Linked DNA regions of Homo sapiens: region 2 is linked to region 1. Evidence: read pairs that join two places in POLR2A ChIA-PET (ENCODE). Cell type or tissue: Caco-2. All regions are shown on one strand. Each heading gives the region's core, and the rest is flanking DNA. Links, peaks and the distances in the headings are about the cores only. Region 1 holds the start of LOC124902492 (a long non-coding RNA gene). Region 2 overlaps LDB1 (LIM domain binding 1).

Evidence for each region. Peaks named below come from ENCODE experiments on the same cell type or tissue, not always from the same donor. Only the 100,000 strongest peaks of a DNase experiment are listed, where the experiment ranks them.
Region 2: POLR2A ChIA-PET joins it to region 1 with 12 read pairs; 5 of 35 experiments call an interaction of 5 or more read pairs at or near these places.

What each region holds. Positions count from the first base shown.
Region 1 is chr10:101,898,559-101,908,422 of GRCh38, reverse strand. All of the region lies in intron 23 of ARMH3 (armadillo like helical domain containing 3), which reads left to right. It overlaps LOC124902492 (a long non-coding RNA gene), which reads right to left and starts at 3,777. Exons shown (of 2, transcript XR_007062269.1): 1 at 1,273-3,777. RefSeq lists enhancers at 5,294-5,957, 5,957-6,116. In Caco-2, for the core only: no CTCF peak of the experiment used is centred there; no DNase peak of the experiment used is centred there.
Region 2 is chr10:102,109,753-102,117,752 of GRCh38, reverse strand. It overlaps LDB1 (LIM domain binding 1), which reads left to right. Exons shown (of 11, transcript NM_001113407.3): 2 at 6,217-6,319; 3 at 6,453-6,497; 4 at 6,609-6,684; 5 at 6,782-6,884; 6 at 7,052-7,224; 7 at 7,710-7,832. Among named protein-coding and RNA genes, the nearest start is that of LDB1, 6.6 kb to the left of the region's middle. RefSeq lists silencers at 79-318, 2,620-2,829, 2,940-3,089, 3,110-3,259, 3,310-3,399 and enhancers at 1-609, 6,295-7,494. In Caco-2, for the core only: no CTCF peak of the experiment used is centred there; DNase peaks (open chromatin) are centred at 2,752 and 3,516; H3K4me3 peaks cover 2,089 bases.

The DNA.
Region 1 (9,864 bases), core at 1,004-9,003:
CCCAAATGTTAGTAGTGCTCATGTTGAGAAACCATGCTGTAACTCACGTTATCACATAAAATATTAAGTAAATATATTACATTGTTAAATTAATATGTAAAAAGTAAGTCATTTTAACTGAATCCATTGACATCAACTAGATTGATGATGTATTTACATGCATTACTAGAAACAACACACCTGCCCAACACATGTACTGTAATACAGCAGTAATATCTTATACAATGCAGCAGTTAAAGTGAAATGTAGCCCTACCAAAACAATACAATTGTATTTAGTGGAACAAAATTTAAACTACTTTAGTTTTTTTCATTTAAATTAATAAAATTTAAAATTCAGTTCTTTAGTTGCACTGGCCATGTTTCAGATGCTTAGGAGCTACATGTGGCTGGTGGCTACAGGACGGGTCTAGAGGAAGATCAGATATGATGGGTTGGCTAAAAATTCCTTACACTGTAAGGCAAGGGATGAGGATGGTTGACTTGTTACTGCAGGGCTTGAAGTGCGGCATGGGAGCTGGGTTTAGCCTGGTTTCTATAGCCACTATTTTCCTATACTTGATTTCTAAAAATAGAGAAATCAACACATTGTTTTATTAGGATACTACCTTGGGTTTTAACCTTGCATTTTCCAAGATCGGTTACTGCTGAAAAACAGGCCTGACTCTGGTAGTATAATAGATTCCCAGCTATTTCTGTGTACCACTAGGATGAAACTGTGGAATCAAAACTATTATCCCGGCCCAGCACGGTGGCTCACGCCTGTAATCCCGGCACTTTGGGAGGCTGAGGCGGGTGGATCATTTGAGGTCAGGAGTTCGAGACCAGCCTGGCTGAAATGGAGTAATCCTGTCTCTACTAAAAATACAAAAAAATGAGCTGGGTGTGGTGGCGCATGCCTGTAATCCCAGCTACTCAGAGGCTGAGGCATGAGAATCACTTGAACCCAGGCGGCGGAGGTTGCAGTGAGCTGAGATTGCACCACTGCACTCCAGCCTGGGCGACAGAGTGAGACCCTGTCTCAAAAAAAAAAAAAAACAAAAACAAAGACAAAAACAGTTATCCCAGTTCCTGAGCTTCTATTCACACTTTGTTGAAATTAGGAAGAAAATGAAGATATATTATATATTCACTATAACTTCTCAGTAAATACTTTTCTTTTGCTTAAAAAATACCTTTCCATAGATCTAGAAGAGCAAGGAGTTCAAAATATAAGCAAATTATATCTATAAATGTATCTAAATAGGAACTTAAAGGAACCAAAGCTTGTTACCTTTGTCAAACAGGATGTCAGGTCGTCTCCCCGTTGGTAGACATTTAAAGCACCAGTTTGGTAGCTCTCTGAAGACTAGTGTTACGAAACTGTCTTCTTTCATCCCTGCTTGTTCCATCTTAAACTGAAGGCTTTAGTCTAGACAGGTGGAAAGTCAGATATAGAATTAGTTCAAGGGGAGGGTACCTTGTATCATGGGGCATGTAAGTGACTGTTTTTTTCCTAGAATAGAGAAACTGGTGTTAACTGGTAGGAAGTGCTGTTTATTTTGCCCTTAACTGTTTTGAAGCTACATATCTGATTCTTCACAGCTGCCTAGGTGAACAGGCTTCACAGTTTTTACTACCAGCATGGTCTTGCCTCTTGAACGTCATTCCCTACCCAGAGGTCCCACAAGTACTTCAGACTTGACATTCCAAAGAAAATGCCTTATTGCCCTACCCCTACAATTTAAGAACTTTTCTCTCCTATGTTTACCTTCCCAATTAATGGTGTCATCATCTGTTTAGTTGCCTAAAGTAGAAATCTCAGTTACTTTAAATTCTCTGTCTGCTACCCAGTCAGTAGGTTCTTTCAACCCTGCCTTCTAAATATCTCTCAAGTAAATTCTTCTTCCCCAATGCTACAACCACTATTTTATTTCAAGGTCTCATAATCTCTCATGTTATAAGAGCCTCCTAACTGTTCTTTTTGCCTTCAGACTTTTTCTTATAGCAGCCACTATTCAATTTGTTCAGTCACAAGTTGGATTTCAGAAGCATAGGTCTTTACACTGCTGGTGGGAGTATATGTTAGCAGCATCACTTTGAGGGCAGTTTGGCAACAGCTAATAAAGTCAAAGTTGCCCAAACCTTATGACCCAGTAACTTCACCCCTAGGTACATTTCCTTGAGAAACTTTCTCAAACAAGGATGTATAAACAACAACGTTGATTGCAGTATTAATCCAAAATAAATACCAAAAGAAAAAACAAAAGGAAACCAGTTACATTTCTATGAACAGGAAAATGGATTGTGGTATATTTATACAATGAAATGTGATACAACACTGAAGATGGACTAGAGCTAAACAAATCAGAATAAGTCTCACAAATATAATATTCATTAAAAAGTAAGGTGCAGAATGTAACATGTACGTAACATTTAAGAACACAAAGTGATATGTTATTTAGAGACACGTTTGTATTTAGTAAAAGGATAAACACTCTGTATAAGAATGATACTCCGGGAAAAGACGGACAGACAATCAAAAAGGGGTTCATGGAGGGTTTGAAAGGTAGTTATAATTCTTTCTACAATTAGATGGTAGGTATATAAGCATTCAGCGTATTCTTTTTTGCACCTTTTTGTACATCTGAAATATTTCATTAGGAAACCACCAGATTTTAAGTCTTGCTTGATTCTTCATCATTGATAGGGATAGGATAATGTCCAGACCTTTTTGCATGACATTTGATCCCAACCTACCTTTCTAGCCTTATTTGTTGTCACTCTCCCATCTATCCTAAGATCTGTCCCAATTAGACTTGGCCATAGAGTCTCAAATTTCATACCTCTGCACATGCTTTTACCTAGAATGTCTTCCCTCTTCACTTTTCACCTACCAAAATTCTGTTTATGCTTCAAAATCTAGCCCAGATGTAACCTTCCTTGAAAGCTTCCTGGATTCTTTGAGAGAGAATGATTCACACCTGCATTGCCAAAGGGTTTTGTACATTTCTCTCTTGTAGCATTTATCACATTGTGGTATGGTTGTTTACATGTCTGTCCATCACTAAATGGACAGAGACCATGACTTTTTTACTTCCGTAATTCCTGCCCCAGCACAATCCAATATGTTACGATAAGTGTTGAGTGAATGGGTGGATAGCAGAATGAATGATTTAATCTTCCAAGGCCTTTACATTGCCATCATTGTCTTCCAGAATCATCACCTGACCTGAGGTCTTAAGCTACAGAAATGGATATTGAGATGCCTAAGAAGTCCTATAGGACTTTGCTTCTGATTGTGTTTCCCAAATGTGTCTGTGGAGCCCCGTTATAAAAGTCTGCTTCAGATCTTAACAGACAATAGGAAATATAGTCTTAATAGCTCCTGGATTAATCCAGTATAGCCAGGAAGTATGCTTTGAAATTGTTAGAGTCCCTTTCTCAGTGATGAACTGAGTTGTTTTTTCTTTCTTTCTTTTTTTTTTTTTTTTGAGATGGAGTCTCTCTCTGTCCCCAGGCTGGAGTGCAGTGGCGTGATCTTGGCTCACTGCAACCTCTGCCTCCCGAGTTCAAGTGATTCTCCTGCCTCAGCCTCCTGAGTAGCTGGGACTACAGGTGCACACCACCACACCCAGCTAATTTTTGTATTTTTAGTAGAGACAGGGTTTTACCATGTTGGCCAGGCTGGTCTCAATCTCCCGACCTCGTAATCTGCCTGCCTCGGCCTCCCAAAGTGCTGGGATTACAGGCATGAGCCACCATGCCCAGCCAACTGAGTTTTTTTTTTTTAATCCCAACACTGTAGAATTTACTGACTTCCAATTCCCTCCAGAGTAACAGGAAGACGGCCGAAAGGCTTTAATTATCCAAAATGGGGCTTTGAGACAACTAAAGCCACTTTGAAGTAAATTATTGATAGCATTATGCATTGTTTTTCTTTCTTTTTTTAAGTAACAAGTCAAAGTAATTAGTGCTATTTTTATCTTTGCAGATTCACTGAATTATAAGGGATTTTAAGGCTGCCTTAAAAAAAACTCCTCACTGGCTGAGTGCTGTGTTGCTGTCATTTATGTAAGCTAGAGGCCCTGCTGAGGGAATGTGTGTGTGTTCTGGGGCTGTTTCACATGCCACTGGTGTAGGTGTTTGGACGCCTTACTGCTCTTGGCGGTAAGGTGTTTGCTCAGGCTCTTCGTGGCATTAAAGGTTCTCTTCTGTGTTTCTCACTGAGGACCTTCCCAAATGTATATTATTAATCTTATAAGCCAAAAGAGAACCAAGGACACTCTTATAACAGGCAGCTGCAAAGCCAAGCCATTTAGTGTCGTCAGTGTGGTTTGGTGGAGATCAGAGACTGGAGGCTTCAGTGTGGCTTTAAGTGGAACAGCTGCATCACCAGCTGGAGACTGACAGCCGCAGAGGGCGGGCACGGCACAGCTGAGATCCATCTACTCCCATGGGAGCCTGAAAGACCTGCCTCCAACTTAGAAAACTGCTTTGTGTTTACAGTTAGTTTAGGGGAGAAGAGGTAGAGAACCTGCCCTGGCCTGTCTCCATGAGCATCTTTGAGTCAGTACTGAGCAAACAGGTGTAAACAGGACCCCAACAGGCAGAGGTCTTGTGGCTTTCACAAAAGTTGTCCTGCTTCCCCTTAGATGGAAAATATTTAAAATGAGACACTGGGAAAGGAAGCTATAACTTTTATCTTTAGTTTACTGGAAAAATTTGACTATTTGTTGAAGGCATGAACCTAATTTTTAACTAGTAAGGTTTCTTTTGTTTGATTTAGTAAAAGTTCGGTATCAGTCTCCTTCCCTGTAAGAAAATGTGCCCACACATTCTCACCTTTCCTTGCCTAATTATAAACTAATTCATATTTTGAGACTCTGCTCAAGCACCCTGTCCTTCAGAATGTCCTTTCTAAGCCTGCAGGTTGGGCTAAGCACCCCTCCTCTGTGCTTCCATGATACCTTTTGTCTACTCTTTGTCTGCCTTAGCCTTTACCACATCATAATGAAATTATCTGTCTGTCGTGTGTGTCTTTTCCATTTATGAACTCCTTGATCTCTGGGATTTATTTTATTCACAACCTTCATTGCCTAGCGTAGTGCCTGCACATGATAGGTATTCATATGTTTGTCAAACAAACTGAATTATCAAGAGTCACTGGCAGTGCTGGCAAACCTTTAGCTTCAGATACTGTAGAACTTCCTTCTAGGGACAGAGATTCCTTGACTATATGAGAAAGCAGTCAATTTGCAGAGTAAGAGAGGAGAAAATATAGAAGTTCTGTTTCTAAAACAGTGCTTATAGCATAAACAAAGTTCTTTAATTACTTTAAAACTAAATTTCTCCTTTTGGTAGCGTCACCTTTCAGGAGGAAGAAAACTTACTGCTCTTTCTGGTATATTGAAGAGATGGCAGCTAATAACCTCTTTGTGAGCATAAAACAATTATACCAGCCTCCTGTGGAGACAATCTGCCAGAGCCAACCGCCTCACCCTCCGCATGGGCTTCATTTTCTTACTCTGGAATCTCATCGACTCTCCCCTAAAGACCTTCATCTTGTTGCACTATTATGATGAATGTTTGGAGCTGGCTCTCACCCCCTGCTTTACTAGCTATTACTGGAGGTGCCGTCAAAGAATCAGGCCCCAAATTTATCCTCCCATTAAGTCCTCTCCTGGGCAGCGCTGCTTGGTTCTGAGTAGCAGTCATCTAGTTTCCCCTCCTTTTCCCACCTCCCGCTGCCTTTGAATGTAAGGAAACTGCAGGCCCTGTTGCAGACAAAGAGCTGTGGTAGAAAGTAAGGTTGCAAATCACTTTCTACCACAGCTCTTTGTTTGCTCTTGTTCTAGACCTGAAGAGAAGTGCGCACGTATGAGTGCCTGTGCGTGCATCTGCTGTGAGACCTCCAACATCATTTTCTGTCACAAGCCCAGCCCAGAAGTGCCACAAGTGACATTTCTTCAGTTGGTTGGTTGTATCTGTCTCCCAGCAATGTCTTTAGGATTTCTTCTCCATAATAAGTTAGAGATGTATCGGTTTCTGGACACAGGGACCTTACCTACTTCTGTCTATTCATATCTGTTCCTCTGAGTAATAGACATATGGTCTTTGGCTTTTTAAACTAGTTATATGATTTTTTGAATTTGTCTCACAGCTACTCTTAACAGCCTTCCCCTTGTGAGAGTTTCTGTTGAATAAAAGCTTTCTGGGTCTCTGATGTAGTTGGTTGGCATTTGGTCAATTTGGGGCTTTCATTTTGACTCTCAAAATTATTTGCAGAAAGAAATAGGGCCAAAAGGTGCTTCAAGTGCCATTTGTAAATCTTAGGATAATTGATAAGTATTCATTTATTCTAGCAAGCAGTGGATTTTGTTAAATAATAGATACTGATTAGGTCTCAACAAATCTGACCCTGTTAGCTTTGGTGCTAACTCATTAATAAAGCTGATGTTGAGGCTGCCATTAACATTAGAAAAGCGATGTTCCCTAGTAATATTTCTTTCCTTGAGGAGAAACTATTTTGCAATGAAGTTTTAACTTCTTCCCTTTTCAGAGAGACTATCAACTTCACTTAGGCAGAACGGTTCAATACTTTGGGCAGCTTGTTTATTCTTTATTTACTTCTTGATTTACCAAACTATCCCATTTTCTTTACCTCACTGACATAACTGCTACCCAGCCCCCCTGCTTTCTCCCATCCTCTCTACCTCTCAAGCCTCCCTTCTGTAGCCAACCCTACCACCTGCCACAGTATCCACACCCAGGCTTCTTATAGGAAGCCATCTCTGTGAGGGTCTGTCTGAAAGCAACATAAGTCAGTGCTGGAGCAGGTGAAAGCAGCCTGCTTTTTCAGAGCTGACGAGAAGGGCGAAGCTCTCTGTCACAGTGGGTGGGTGAGCAGCTAGGGCCGAGTAACGCCACGTCTCAGTGGTTAGCACCTGCAGGCTCAGAGCTGACAGTGCACTGTAATAAGATTCATCTTTGTTCACTTAACTGATGTGGGCTTTATGGTAAATGTTCGTTTGCTTAATTACTTTGGCAGACTTGCTGATTGCCTTTCCTGAGGAGTTCTAAAAGGTCCCCCTGGGATGGAGTATAAGCCTGTTTCCGTGTCTTTTAATTTCATTCTTTTCCTGGAGTACTTGAAAACCAGTACGTGATCCATATGGCCCACCCTCTCATCTCTCCTGTATGTGAACATCAGGACCACTGCTATCTAGTATGGAATCCATATGGCCCACACTGGACCACTGGGAAATCTTGACAGGTTTCTTCCTCCTTTGTGCACATGAGATCCTCCTCCTCCACCACTGAGGTATTATGTATGGCTCATCTAGTCTAGTTTAGGATTCATATGCCTCTTTTTCTCTAACTGGCATGGGATCCACAGAATATTTCCCTCCTTCCTCAGTCTAGCATGTGATCCACTAAAATAATTTCCCTTTATTTTTAGAGACAGGGTCTTGCTCTGTTGCCCAGGCTGGAGTACAGTGGCATGATCACAGCTCACTGTAACCTCAAACTCCTGGGTTCAAGCAATTCTCATGCCTCATCCTCATGAATGGCTAGGGCTATAGGTGTGCACATTATGCTGGCTAATTTAAAAAAAATTTTTTGTAGATATGGGGGTCTCACTATGTTGCCCAAGCTGCTCTTGAACTCCTGGCCTCAAGCAGTTCTCCCACCTGGGCGTCCCAAAGTGTTGGGATTACAGGCATAAGCCACTGTGACCAGCCAATTCGCCTTTATTTTTGAAGTGACGGGAAAAGAAGACTAGTCAATTGCTCATTTTCTTGCTCTCCCATGCTTAAAATTTAAGTGTCTTATAATAAATTGATTAATTGGGCTAATGGGAATGAGGTGTAATTAAAATATTTCAGGTTTTTGTCTCATGCCAGTTTTTAAAAAGTTCTTAATTCATATTCAAGAGATTGGAATGTTCACCATTAATCAAAATTAGATCAGTTTTGGGGGTTTTGAGCTTATCTCCAGTGCTTCAGAATTCCTCTTAGGTATGTGTTAGGATTTTCTTATGTTCTGAAAAGGGACAGAACATCTAATACACATTTTCTTATAGGCCATTTTGTTCCTTTATATTCATTTGGCATTTCTGAGCGTGTAGAGGAGCCTTGCTTCTGGAAATAGGAAATCCAGGAAAAGGGAAATAGGAAAACCAATTCCAAAGATTATTAGAGGTTTTCATTCTGTAGCCCCAGGAACTCTGCCAGTAACTTCGGACCTGCCACTAGAGAACAGAGTAAGGTAGTCAGAAGCACAGAGTGATGGATCTGAGCAACGATAGGATAATCTTATAGGTGTTTTATGTTTAGGAAAGTTTTGGAGCCTCTTTTCATTTATTGAAAGATTTAATAAAAAGTAGACATAAGGGGAATGGATTAAGTGATGATGCCTTTTATGGAAATGTAGATGGTCCATTTGACTTTTGTGGTTCTTTCAACACTTGTGGTTCATTCTTCTCCATTTACATTGGATCATTGGGTAAAGTAAGCAACTAGATGCACTGGTCAGTAGTTTATCCTTCTTGCTGGTTGTCAAAATGCCTTTTATACTAACTAAGGTTCCATTTTTGTGTCTTTGGTCCTGAAAAGAATGGCCACAGGGACAGTAGTATAATTTATGGAGGGAAATAATTGTCCTGAAAGGGTTAAGACCTAAACCTTAGGGGGTAAGTTAGAAGGATAATCCTAACAGGTCAGTTGCTGATGTTTTGATTAGATAGTTTCAAAGTGAAAAGGTTAGAAGGTATTCTTACTTGAGGTTTTATTTTGTTTAATGTTAATCAGCAGAGTCTTTGAGGCTTGTAATGCACTTCTGTTAACAGGCATCAAGGGAAATTGCTTTTTTTGTTGTTGGTGATTTGGGTGGGCTGAAGATTCATTGACTCCATGAAGAAGGAAGCTTAGTACTGCATGAAATGGGAGTCTGTGAGGCAATTCTGAAGGTGAAAGAAATGTTAGTTTAAAATTAAATAACTCAACCTCAGATGAACCATTTTAACTACTGCCACATACACTCAGTCATACCTTTACCCCTTCTCAAAAGCCAGTATTTTACCTGTATGCCTGAAGGTTTCCCAGGTAAAAGCAATTACGAATATGATGGTTTTCTTGTCTTTAATCTCAGATACCTGAGAACATACTCTGTAGTATATTGCATAGTAGTATATCACTGGACTGGTCTAGGAAAAGGGAAGCTGCCTTGGGGGAAAAAAAATTCCTTAGGGCTAGTTAGATGGTATACAGGAAAACAGAGAGGAAAGTTTTGGAAGTGAAATTCAACCAAAGAAACTACTACTCAGAGAGGTTGGTCTCTTGCCCAAAGTCACACAGTTAATAAGTGGAGGAATCCAGATTTTTTCAAATCTCCTTTCTCTAAAGCCTTGCTGTTTTCTGTATGAACCATGTTGTTCGGGGAAGCAATGGTATTTTAACTGGGCCTTCAAGGAAAAAGATGACTTAGGCTTTTTAGTGGTGATAACATTCTATGTGAAGAGATCCAGGTAAACAAAAGCAAGACATCCAGGTGTAAATATTTAGTAAGCATTTGAAAATACAGGGCTACAGCTCTTAATGAGGTTGGAGCTTAAGATCCAAATTTTTTACTAAGCTTGAGAAATTCACCCACAATCAGACTCGTTAATGTAAATCTGGTAGTCTTATAAGAGTAGTTTTAGGGTGAAACCTTCAAGAATCTTCATATACATACATATATGTGTGTGTGTGTGTGCGCGTGTGCGCGTATTGAGTATAACAGTTATGTTTCCTCCTTCCTTGGAATGAGAGTTACAAAAACAACTTTTGCTTGTTTTTCCCTGTTCTGCCTGAAAGATGTACATAGCAGCTTTTAGAGATAGCCT
Region 2 (8,000 bases), core at 1-8,000, 210 kb before region 1:
GGCTGAGGGGGCCAGGGCCTGTCTGGGGCAGCATGTGGCTCAGAAGGGTTAAGGCAGGGAGGAGTAGGGGGAGGGGAGGAGGCAGCAGTGGTGGCGGCTGGGAGCCAGGAGAGGAGGATGGCAGAGCGCCAGGCCAACGGGAGGCCGGGCACAGACAAAGGAAGGGGGGCAGGCACACTGGAGGCCTGGGTCAGGGAGCCCCAGGGGCCCGGGCAGGGGGCAGTGCTGGTACCTCATCCTGTGGGCTGGGGCTGGCTGCTGTCCTTTGAGTCCCCACCTCCAGGAGGAGTACTTTCCCTCATCATCTTTGTCATTATTTGCTGCTCCCTCCACCTCACCACCAATTCTAAGGCCTTCTAACTCAGACTTGCTCTTTTTAGCTGGACCTGTTCTGCCCCTGTGCAACTGGGTAAATCTGGTCAGAGCAGAGAAAGGAGCAGACTTGCTAGAGAATAACTAGAAGGCCTGTTTTGAATGGTTTGCCAGTCGATACATCTTGGCATTTAGGGGCCCCTCCACCCCACAGCGAGACTGGAGGGCCCTTGTAGTCCCTCCTGTCTGAGGAGACAGGGTGGGTGTGGGGTTCTGAGCTCTGGGCTGGAGGCAAAAGCCAGAGCACATTTCCCCCTCCCCATGAGGACAGTGATTTGAGGCCTGGAGGGGGAAGGGAGTAGGAATGGCTGCAGGGCTTGGCTTGTATCTGGTGGGTTTAGAAGTGCAGGGTTCAACCCCCCCACCCCCCAGCCCACCCTGGTCATCCTGTCTCAGTGGGTTCTGTTAGGATCTCACTGTTAGGATATTTGGCCCTATGTGCTATGAGGATCTCTTGAGGTACTGCCTGTGAATGCACTTTGGAAAGTTTAAAGGCAGTGGGGGAGAAGTGGGACTACCCCAGAGTTAAGCTGTAAATTTGGGAGTCAGTGGGAGTGTCTTAAGTCCTGGTGATAGGCTGTATGTTGCAGGGTCTGGCTGAATGTTATAGATTTCAGTATGTTTGTGAAAGCTGGGGTTTATTCTATGGCCAGGCTGTGATGAGGAATGGTACGCAGGCTTCAGAGAGGGTGATTTATAGGTTAAGTCCTTGCATAATAAATGATCGGGGTGTGTATGTGATAGGCTGTCACAGGTTTAGGGGTTATAACACAGTTTTGGTGTGTGTATTGAGGTCAGGATGCGTGTCATAGGTCCCAGTGTGTATGACTTAGACTGTGTGTGTGTGTATATATCCAGGATTTGGGTATATTTAGGATTTGAGATATATCACAGGTTGATGGCCAGACGCGGTGGCTCACATCTGTAATACTAGCACTTTGGGAGGCCAAGGTGGGTGGATCACCTGAGGTCAGGCGTTCGAGACCAGCCTGGCCAACATAGTGAAACCTGTCTCTACTAAAAATACAAAAATTAGCTGGGTGTGGTGGCATGCACCTGTAATCTCAGCTACTCAGGAGGCTGAGGCAGGAGAATCGCTTGAACCCAGGAGCTGGAGGTTGCAGTGAGCCGAGATCGCGCCACTGCACTCCAGCCTAAGCAACAGAGCGAGACTCCGTCTTGGAAAAAAGATATATCACAGGTTGAAATGTGTATCAGGTAGTGATTTATGTGAAAGTGAGATGTGTTATTTATGTGGAAGATGTTCACAGAGCCAGGTGCAATATTACTGCACAGTTAACTAGTGAGTATGTCATAAGAAATCCTGTCCTTGGAGTTATGTGTGAATATAGTTGGGGGTAGGAGACAGGAAGTAGAGAAACAGACACTCAAATTGCAAAGAAGGAAATAGAAGGTTCGTGCTCCCCCTTCCCGTGTGTGTGTGTGTGTTTGTGTGTGTGTGTGTGTACTATGTATTTTCCTTTTCCTATTTGTCCACGAGTAAGGTCTGGCCCACTACCCAAGTTTTAGAAATATTCCCTCCTGCTACAACAAAATTACCTTAGGAAAAAAAATAGAAATATCTGCTCCCTTGGGATGCCCTGCTGGATGGGAGAACAGGTCCTATCCACTAACCACACGTTTTTTTTTCTGGGGTGGTGGGGAGGATTCAGCAGCAAACTAAGCTCCTTCTGGGGACCCTTGGATGGCCAAGTTGGCTTTCCCTAGCTCTGACAATGCCTCTTTCCCTGGCACCCACTTGTCTTCAGTGGTGGTGGGGAAGGGGGCTTCCTGTTAAGGGGGATCTAAGTCAAGGCTTGGAATTTAGCTGGGTTGGGGGCAGGGAAGCCTGGAGTGTCCCCCTTCCTCCAATCAGTGTTTACAGTCTGATGTCAGAATGTGTGTCTGTCAAAAATAACCCCCTGGAGCCTCTCCCCCCAGCTGCTCCAGGATTTCACCAGGGGAGCCCAGGCTGGCAGTCCGGGCCAGCCTTCAACCTGAGCGATCACAGGGGCGAGAAAGATTTGGGGGAGGTTTGGGAGGTGCTTTGAAGATCTTGGAGTCTGCAGAGAGGAGCCCGCCCTCCTCCATCTCTGCCAGTGGCTTTGGCCCACCTGCTCACTCCTGAGCACCGTGCCTGGGGCTCGGGGGAGGCGGGCTGCATTTCGTTCCTGGCCCCCACAGGCCTCTCCTCCATCCAGGTCTCTCCTGGCCCAATCTGATCCGTCCCCTGTCTCTCCCAGTCTCTGTCTCTCTTTTGTTTTTCTCAGCAGTCCCTCCGTCCCAGCCTCCCTCCCTCCCTTGCTCTTCCTCTTTCCTCTCAGGGAGGGGGCGGGGCCGGTGGGGGCAGCTCCACCCTCCGCCCGCCCTGGGGCCTCATTCTGAGAGAGGCTCGGAGAGAGCGAGCGGGGAGGGAGGGAGGCAGGGAGAGAAAGGGAGAAAGGCAGGCAGCCGGCGGGCGCTGCGTGTGTGTTTGAGTGTGCGAGTGTGAGTGAGTGTGAGTGCCGGGTCCTGCCTCTCCTGGTGCCCCCAGCAGAGGGGCCCGGTGGCCTGGGGAGGGCGGGCGGGCTGCTCGGAGGCAGAGGCAGCAAGAGGCGGCGGCGGGGAGAGCCGAGAAGGAGGAGGAGGAGAGAGGAAAGAGCGGAGCAGCCATTGTTGAGGGAAACCTTGCAAACAAAGAAGGCTCCGGACTCCCCGCGGCCCCCCGCCCCCCAGGCCGGCCCCCTGGCCCCCGGCCCCCGGCCCAGTGGCCATTGTAACTTTCCCCCGGGACAGCGGCCGCCGCGGGGCGGGCCGAGGCAGTGCGTGCGAGTCTTTGTGCGGCCGGCGGACTGGAGCTCCCAGTCGGGCCTGCCCGTCCCACTCGGGACATGAGCTGCTGAAGTTGTCCCCCCGTCAGCCCTCACCCCTGCCAGGACTCCTCTGGGCTTGCAGTCGCTCCCCCGTACCTCTCCTGGCCCCCTCAGTTCTCCCAGGTAAGTCTGGGCACCCTGCGAGCCTGTTGGGGGTGGGCGGAAGGCCCTCAGCCCGGCCCGGGCCTGATCTGCGGGCTGGGGGAGAGGTGCCCCAGCCCAGAGCCGCCGGGGCGCTCAGGCCTGCTGACCTGTGGCCAGTCCCTAAAGGGAGGAGGCCTGCCCTCGAGTCAGCCTGGTTACCATGGCAATACCCAGCTGGAGGTGCCCCCCTCAGCCCCGGGATGCAGCTTCCACCCTGAGAAAACTTTACTAGTTCTGGGCTCTTCTCTCCCCCTTCCTAAAGGCTTCCAATTTGCTAGAGGTGGGAGGGGGGCTATGGCTGACTCCAGGGCTGGATGACACATCTCCTCCGTCCCCCCACCTTGCTGCCTCTACTCCTGCTGCTGGGGACAGGCAGCAACAGGGACAGATGGTCTGGGTGATGTCCCTCCCCTTCTCTACTCACTCCCAAGCCCTTGTGCTGGAGCCACTGGGAGTTGTGGCTCTGGAGAGATGCTGAGTTTGTGTCCATTCACTGGAGGTGTAAATAGAGGCCCAGAGCTTTGGGCTCTAGCTCCTCAGAGCTATTTACCCAGGCCTAGACAATGCCTGTTCATTCTCTAGAGAGAGAAATGGAGGCTCTGAGAGTTTTTTTTTTTTTTTTTTTACAAAATTGGAGAGAAACCCAGGCGTCCTGCCTCCTGTCTCTTCAGGTTCTTGAGCTAACACATTTCAAGTGGCCCGGAAACTGAGGAGGCAGGGGTGGTTAAGCTATGGGAGAAAGGATGGCCTAGTTGGGGGATGAGGGCCAGGTCTGAGAATCTACTCTTGGGTTTATTGCCCAGGCCTGGCCTCTGGTGGGCTGTGTGAGTTTGGGCTTCCTGTGTGGCCTTAGTCTGCCTGTCTGTGGATTGGGGAGACTTGGTGGCTGGGTGGGGACTGTCTTTCTGGAGACACAGGCTCAGTCCAGACTGGCATGTGAAGGCTGTGTGTGCTGTTCTTGGAGCATATGGATGTGGCCCGTGAGAGCTCGTGCATGGGGTGAGGGCCTGTTGCGGGCATCTGAATCTGCCTGGGGCTGCTGGGTTCCAGCCCTTGATAGGCATGTTAGGGCGAGCTGAGGGTGAAAGCCTGCTAGGCAGGATGAGGCACACGTGTGTGCAGGCACACACAGGCTCTGACTTGGCATCTTCAGAGACTGTGCAGTCTGGGACCCTCCTTTTGCCTGCATTGTGAGGACAGGGCTCTGGGGAGAGAATTAAATGACACATGTTGGCACAGGGTCTTCTTTTGTCTCTTCCCCCCAAAGAAACAAAATAGGTTTTGTATCTAAGTTGGGGAGGAGATCTAGATACAGCCAATCTAGCTACCCTTCCAAATGCAGTCGAGTTTTAGGGACCCAAGGAAGCAAATGTGATTGGAGTCAGATGAACTTTTGGGCCTGTGCCTCAGTTTCCCCTCCTATCTGGTGAGAAGGGGAAACAGAGTTGCAGGGGTACCTGGCTCATACCCAACTATGAATTTAACACTTTTTCCAGTCAGAAAACAGTATTCCAGGAACTGTTTGCTGTTAGGTGAGGTGAGAGAGAGGACATGTGCACATCACAGATACACACTAGTGAGACCCCTGTCTAGTGACCACTTGCCCCTAGACTGAGGAACATAGGCTTCTTCCCAGACCACCTACTTCTCAATTGTAGGTAGAGTGGGATGCAAAGGAGGCTCATCTGCCTGCTTCCCCGACTCCCAAGTCTCAGAAGAGAAAAGGGGTTGAGGCTTTGGGTTTCTGGTTTGGAGACAATACTGTCTACCCTTGGGGGCGGGGGTGGGGGCTGGGCTGATAAGGGAGTGGCCGTTAGTGGGGAGGCAGAAGGCCCAACTGGTTATCTGGTAGGCCACACCCAACAGGCACCCACCCCCATTTATCTTTCCATCCCTTGCCCTCCTGAGACCCTGAGGGTGGAGGAAGGGCAGAGTTTGAAAATCCTCCCTTTTCCTCCCCCACTTTGGTCTCTAGAGGGCAATAGAGGGGTCAGATGGTAGAAAGAGTATAGGATGTGGGAATCAGAAGATCCAAGCTCAAGTCCTAGCTTTGACAGTTACTAGCTTTATGATCTTGGCAAGGTCCTTTGAGCCCTCAGTTGCCTCATCTGTAAAATGGGAATGTTATGGTCAGCCCTGCTACCTCATAAGGTTGTTTTGATGATTGAGTGAAAGTATGTAGATTAAAAGGGGGTTTATCAATATTAGATTCTAATGATTGGATATTTATTTATTCTGTAATCATTCTTCCCAGCTTCAATTCCTCTTCTGTCATCTAGGACTCAGCCAAATGAAGAAATGGGATCTTGGGTATGCGCTGGGATTAGGGTGGACTACTCTTGTTTCTTAATGAAATAAGATTGGAGCCAGAATTAGAAGGAGAGACAGGTGCTCCCTAGAGTAGCCCCCTCCCCTAGTCCACCACTCTCTTATAATCAGGCCAGGGAGCTCCATAAGACCGTCCCTATCCACACAGTCTAGCAGGATTATCGGACAGCTCCCAAGAGGGGGTCAGGGGACTCCTTTTTCTTTTTGAGACAGGGTCTCACTCTGTTGTCCAGGCTGGAGTGCAGTGGTATGATCTCCGCTCACTTCAGTGTTGACCTCCCAGGCTCAAGTGATCCTCCTGCCTCAGCCTCCCAAGTAGCTGGAACCACAGGCATGCACCACCACACCCGGCCAACTTTTCAATTATTTTTAGAGACGAGGTCTCGCTATGTTGCCTAGGCTGGTCCCTGCAGCCTCGACCTCCTGTGCTCAATCAATCTTCTTGCCTTGGACTCCCAAAGTGCTAGATTACAGATGTGAGCCACCGCGCCCAGCTATGACTCCTTTCTTTCTCGTCTAGGTTGTTCCTCAAAGTCATTCAAGCTGTACTCGCCGAAGGAGCCCCCGAACGGCAACGCCTTTCCCCCCTTCCATCCCGGCACCATGCTGGATAGGGATGTGGGGTAAGTGAGTCTCTTGGCCACTTCCTAACCCTTCTCCAGGTGGGATCCTGCCTGGAAAGGGGAGGGAGTAGCCCCCTGCCCCCAATAATTCCTATCTTCAACCCCCATTCTCATAGCCTCTTCCTTTACACAGCCCAACTCCCATGTATCCGCCTACATACCTGGAGCCAGGGATTGGGTAAGTGGAGTCCAGTGGGGAAGAAGGTGCTTTCCACTGGGTGAAGGCCGAGGTAGGGGGTGGAGGGGGCAGGCTCCGCTCCTACTGACCTCTCTCCTTCACTTCCTCCAGGAGGCACACACCATATGGCAACCAAACTGACTACAGAATATTTGAGCTTAACAAACGGCTTCAGAACTGGACAGAGGTATGGCCAAGGGAAAAGGGGCTGGGAGCAGGAGGGCCATCTGGGCACCCTATGGGATATCTTATGACACATGAACACCCGTTACCATGCTCCCTAGGAGTGTGACAATCTCTGGTGGGATGCATTCACGACTGAGTTCTTTGAGGATGATGCCATGTTGACCATCACTTTCTGCCTGGAGGATGGACCAAAGAGATATAGTAAGTGGCCTCTGGGGTCTTGCTATGAGGGTGTATACCTCCTATGTCGTTCTAAGGTCTAGAAGTGGGTCTGGGAGTGCCAGGGGATATCTAGATTGGTAGGGGAGGCATCTGCCTGGCCCCTTTTGCGGTCCCTTTGTCCTGAAGAGTTTGTCCCATCTCTACAGCCATTGGCCGGACCCTGATCCCACGCTACTTCCGCAGCATCTTTGAGGGGGGTGCTACGGAGCTGTACTATGTTCTTAAGCACCCCAAGGAGGCATTCCACAGCAACTTTGTGTCCCTCGACTGTGACCAGGGCAGCATGGTGACCCAGCATGGCAAGCCCATGTTCACCCAGGTCAGCAACCCAGCTGGATGTGGAACACCATGGCACCTGGGTTTGATTCCCATCCTCTCTCCCAGTGTATACTCACAGCTGTTCCCCAGGGAGGCATAATGTGAACTGGCAAAATAAGAAGGGCGGGTAGGCATGTTGCAACCGTCAGCAAACATGTATTGTGTTTGTATGGGATAGTTTTCTGGGCCCCAAGGCTACACGAGTGAACAAGAGTCTGCCCTCATATAGCTTAGAGCAGGTGGGTGTATCACTAGCCACATGGGGAGAGGACAAGGATCTGTTAAGCTTTTCTACTGTGTGTCTGTGTGTGTAAGGGCCAGGTATATGGGTGGGGGGTACTGTGACATTTATGCACCCAGATTTAATGTGCAGGTGACAAAAGTGTATGCAATGGGAGAGTTGTAAGCAAATGGGAGACTGTAATAGACATACCTTCAGGTATGGTATGTGGGGAGGGGGCAGGGTTCTGACAAGCCTGTCCCCAGGTGTGTGTGGAGGGCCGGTTGTACCTGGAGTTCATGTTTGACGACATGATGCGGATAAAGACGTGGCACTTCAGCATCCGGCAGCACCGAGAGCTCATCCCCCGCAGCATCCTTGCCATGCATGTGAGTCGTGGGCAGGACCCAGGATGCAAGAGTGAAGGCAGGCGGGGGAAGGGTGGAACAAGGTCTGCCATTTCCCGACTGACTACTTAGACAGAGGGTTAGGGTTTCTTCATCTGAACAGCAGGTTTAATAAGAGACTATCCTCTCTCAGGAGTGTCACAATGCTCA